Regions from separate parts of the Homo sapiens genome. Here region 2 is linked to region 1. The links are chromatin loops, found by intact Hi-C in ENCODE. Cell type or tissue: IMR-90. All regions are shown on one strand.

Region 1 (2,500 bases):
CAACATGGTGAAACCCCATCTCTACTAAAAATACAAAAAATTAGCTGGGCGTGGTGGTTGTTGCCTGTAATCCCAGCAACTTGGGAGGCTGAGGCAGGAGAACTGCTTGAACCCAGGAGGCAAAGATTGCAGTGAGCTAAGATCGTGCCACTGTACTCCAGCCTGGGCAATTGAGCAAGACTCTGTCTCAAAAAAAAGGCTAAGACTGAAGAAGAGAATGTTTATCTAGAATAACTAATGTCAAAAACTCCAAACAACAACAACATGATGAGAAAGGAGAGCGAGACAAAAGGGATACTAAAGAATGCTAATTTATGTGATTTAATACATACATTATGTATTAATGTATACATAATTAATATATATACCTTCCCCCAACATGAATTTGAAGAAATCAACAGTCAGACTTTTCATTAGGAGTGATGTGTGCTTTGATAAAGTCAGGGACGGAAGAAACAAGGTCATCAAATGCAGATGGCCATCATATTCACCACCCCAGTTTATAGTATATCTGAATTCAGAACAACACAACACATGCCAAAATTCCAAGCTTTTAACACCACAGTTCACCCTTATCAGAAATATGAATAAGGGAGAGAGAAATACAAAGCCCCATCCCAGCTGACAGGGGAGCCTAGAACATGCAACCCATTGAGGTCACCCTCATCCAATGCAAGGGTGATAGAGCAAGACCTTTTCTCTAAACAAAAGAAACTGCAGTTTCTTTGGTGGCAGTGTATTAAGTTCTCAGTTGGAGAATCTGGAAGCCGCACCCTTGTTTTTTCCTCTACTTGTGCAGAACGCACACCTTTTGCATCCTACTCCCTGTTAGAAGGAATTCCAGGGTTCAGAGATTACCACAGGGCCCAACAGCAAGAGACTGTTGTTAACCAGGCTTGAGATTTTAGGGACACAGGATTACCTCAATCATTTGTTAGACTTCTGATCAATTTCATGTATAGTAATCACAAATAACTTACCTAAAGTCTTATTTATTTATTTAGAGACAGAGTTTAGCTCTTGCTGCCCAGGCTGAAGAGCAATGGTGCGATCTCAGCTCACCTCAACCTCTGCTGCCCGGGTTCAAGCAATTCTCCTGCTTCAGCCTCCCGAGTATCTGGGATTACAAGCATGCGTCACCACACCCAGCTAATTTTGTATTTTTAGTAGAGACAGGGTTTCACCATGCTGGCCAGGCTGGTCTCGAACTCCTGACCTGAGGTGATTTGCCGCCTCGGCCTCCCAAAGTGCTGGGATTACAGGCGTGAGCCACCACACCCAGCCTATCTAGAGTCTTTAAATTGTTTTTATTCAATATTTTTCTATTTATTTTTCCAAATAAGTAATATGTAGTTTACAACATCAAAGCAATACTAAAAGGTGTAAATTGAAATCTTATTTTCACCCCTATTCTCATCCACTCTGGAATCCCCTACATAGGTAAAACATTGTCTTGAGACAATTCAAAACAGCTGAGGAAAGAGATGCCACCTAGAGGCCATTCTGGTATCTTGGGATGGCCGTCCTATCTCCTGATAAAGCCACCTCTCTGTCTCTACTTGTACTAGTTTCAACCTGAGTACACAAAGTAAATGGGGTATTTCAGCAAGGTTCCAAGTTATGAGACTCCTGGTTGCAGGTAAAGAGATCCTCTCTTACCTAGTCGTTACTTTCTTTAATCTCTGCTTTCAAATCAGTTATTTCCAACGTAGAGTTGCCCTTCTCTTGAAGGAGTCTGCTGAAAGCTACTAAAAAAGGCAACACTCACTAATGTTCCATATTGCTCGTGAGATTTCTCCAAAAATATAGCATTGGTTGGCATGTGGCCTATATCCAAGGTCCAGCAAGTGACAGTTTCACTACGGCTTATAAGGGTCACCAACTTTCCAGTTTGACATACAGTCTTTTAACACTGGCTACCTTAACCTCCAGTTAGCCAATTCCATATTTTAGTGTCTTGTTTTTAGCATCCTGCTTCTGGTACCAAATTATTTGCCTGTTAGGAATGGGTTCAGCTACAAGTTACAGAACACCCACCTATAAAATGGCTTAATCAAAGGTGGCTTCTCACTTATGGACTACAGTAGGGCAAGAATGGAAGCAGGACGGTCAGTTAGGAAGCTCTCTCTCAAGTAGTCCAGCAGCATCATCTACTACTGGACTAGATGGTTTAGTGGAGGTGGAAAGAAGTCAAAGACTCAGGATACATTTTGATAGCATCAACAGGCTTTGCTGAAGGATTTAAAGGTAAAGGGATGAGATAAATCAAAAACAGCTCGTAGAATTTTAGCTTGAACAACAGAATGAGTACCAGTGACATTTACTAAAATGCACAAGACTGAGAGAGGTGCAGGTTTGGGGGTGAAAATCAAGATTTTGGGGGGACACATTAAGTTTGAGATGCCAGTCTGACATTCATATGGAGACATCAAGTAGGCAGTTATTTACAGGAGCCAGGAATTACACAGAGAGGTCATTGTCAGAGAGACATATTTTGGAG
Region 2 (2,500 bases), 48 kb before region 1:
CAATCCAGGATGAAGGTGGGCTGCCCTGCGCCCAGTCCTTGAGGCATCGGAGGGTTGTAACACAGCCCTGCAGGGCAGGCACTGCCTTGTGATTCCCACCGGCAAGGGCCTTTCTGTGCCAATACCCAGCTCTAGGAAAGGTCCCTTGCAAGAGGAGGACTTGCTTTTTCATTAACTCAGAACTTTCGATTTGGAGCCAAGCTGATCCTGGCACAGCCTCAGGCCCAACACCAGGCTGGTCCCAACTCCTTCAGTCTGAATGACTCATCACATCCAAGGCAGCCGCCCTTCCAAGAAGCCCCACCCTTGGAACCCTGGAGCCTTGGGCCCTGGATGCAGAGGTAGAAAACAGAAAACATCCTCAGCAACAGAACCCCTTCCCTCCCACCTACCCAGCCTGTCAAAGGGCACGAGGACAGCTGCAGCACCCACGGAAGATGAATCCCAGACTTGGGTACCCTGCAGCCACGGGAAGAAGCGAAAAAATGCAATTCATTCAGCTCTCGGGGGGAAACCGAAAGGCCAGGTAGGAAAGAACCCTCACAGATCACTCTGTTAAAATTAGAACATTTAAAAATAGATATTACCATATGATCCAGCAATTCCACTTCCAGGTATATACCCAAAAGAATAGAAAGCAGGGTCTCAAAGAGGTATTAGTACACTAGCATTTATAGCAGCATTATTCACAATAGTTAAAATGTAGAAGCAACCCAAGTGTCCATTGACAGATGAACACATAAACAAAATGCCACATATACATACATACAATACAATATTATTCAGCCTTCAGAAGGAAGGAAATTCTGACACATGCTACAATATGGATAAGCCTTGAGGACATTTTACTAAGTGAAATGAGCCAGACACAAAAAGGCAAATACTGTATGATTCCTCTTACATGAGGTACTTGCGTAATCAAATTCATAAAAACAGAAAATAGAAGAGTGGTTGCCAGGGGTTAGGGGAGGAGGGAATGGGGCGTTGCTGTTTCACGGGCATAGAATTTTGGTTTCGCAAGGTAAAAGAATTCTGGAGACTGGTTGCACAATAATGCAAATGTTAAAAGAGTTCAGGAGATTGGTTGCACAACAGTGTCTTAGTACCGAACTGTACGCTTAAAAGTGGTTAAGATGGTCAATTCTATGGTATGTATATTTAACACATTTTTTTTTTGAGACGGAATCTTGCTCTGTCACCCAGGCTGGAGTGCAGTGGCACAATCTCAGCTCACGGCAACCTCCACCTCCTGGGTTCAAGCAATTCTCCTGTCTCAGCCTCCTGAGTAGCTGGAATTACAGGCACGCGCCACCACGCCTGGCTAATTTTTATATTTTTAGTAGAGATGGGGTTTCGCCATGTTGGCCAGGCTGGTCTTGAACTCCTGACCTCAGGTGATCCACCCGCCTCAGCCTCCCAAAGTACTGGGATTATAGGCATGAGCCACCGCGCCCGGCCAACACAATTTTTTAACGGAAAAAAAAAAAACAAAAAACACAGGCAATTTGGCTTCTGTATCAAAGTCTCCAAAAAATGTATACTCTATGATTCAGTAATTCTACTTTCTAGGAATTTATCTTCGAAAAAAAAAAAAAAAAGCTGGGGGTGGTGACTCACACCTGTAATCCCAGCACTTTGGGAGGGTAAGGTGGGAGGATTGCTTGAGCCCAGGAGTTCAGGACCAGCCCTTGCAACATAGACCCCATCTCCACCAAAAAAAAAAAAAAAGTGATGTATACAAAATTTAGCTTCAAGGATATCCATTTCAGTATTATTTATAATGGCAAAAAAAAAAAAGATTTAGCATACAGGTCCAATGACGGGACTTCACAAAATTAGGATAGAACGTTACAATGAAATGCTATGAAGTTACTTACAGTGACATAGAGGTGTATTGAAAAATGACTCATGAAATACTTTTTTAAAAAGCAGATTATAAAACATGACTGTATGAACTTACATTTTAAAAGCATATATAATCCTATAGGGAAAAAAGACTGGAAAGATATACCTCAAAATGTTCACAGAGTGCTAAGTCTGTTTCCGCAAATACAAAATAGAGTTACTAATAATGCCTAGCTCGTAGTGTAGCCATGATCATTAAATTAGATGAAATATTATAAAGAGTAGAAAGTATGCAGGCCAAGCACAGTGGCTCACACCTGTAATCCCAACACTTTGGGAGCCTGAGGCGGGAGGATCATCTGAGGTCGAGAGTTCAAGACCAGCCTGACTAACATGGAGAAACCCCATCTCTACTAAAAATACAAAATTAGCCAGGCGTGGTGGCGCATGCCTGTAAACCCAGCTACTCGGGAGGCGGAGGCAGGAGAATTGCTTGAACCCGGGAGGTGGAGGTTGCGGTGAGCTGAGATCGTGCCATTGCACTCTAGCCTGGGCAACAGAGCAAGACTCCACCTCAAGAAAAAAAAAAGTATGCACTTAGAAAATATTTTCAAGTGATGCTCACAATAACCTCTTAGGTAAGGGTTTAACCCTT

Evidence for each region. Hi-C counts contacts between places; a loop is a spot of excess contacts. Peaks named below come from ENCODE experiments on the same cell type or tissue, not always from the same donor. Only the 100,000 strongest peaks of a DNase experiment are listed, where the experiment ranks them.
Region 2: a loop joins it to region 1, with 2.4 times the contacts of the local background. A loop is called at or near these places in 14 of 110 quality-filtered maps.

Annotation. Positions count from the first base shown.
Region 1 is chr2:46,918,037-46,920,536 of GRCh38, reverse strand. It overlaps a transcript of MCFD2 not described here and a transcript of TTC7A not described here. Among named protein-coding and RNA genes, the nearest start is that of MCFD2, 3.5 kb to the right of the region's middle. In IMR-90, a CTCF peak has its summit at 1,499 (motif pointing left); no DNase peak of the experiment used is centred here.
Region 2 is chr2:46,965,889-46,968,388 of GRCh38, reverse strand. All of the region lies in intron 3 of TTC7A (tetratricopeptide repeat domain 7A), which reads right to left. Among named protein-coding and RNA genes, the nearest start is that of TTC7A, 26 kb to the right of the region's middle. RefSeq lists an enhancer at 145-439. In IMR-90, no CTCF peak of the experiment used is centred here; DNase peaks (open chromatin) are centred at 238 and 998; H3K27ac peaks cover 916 bases.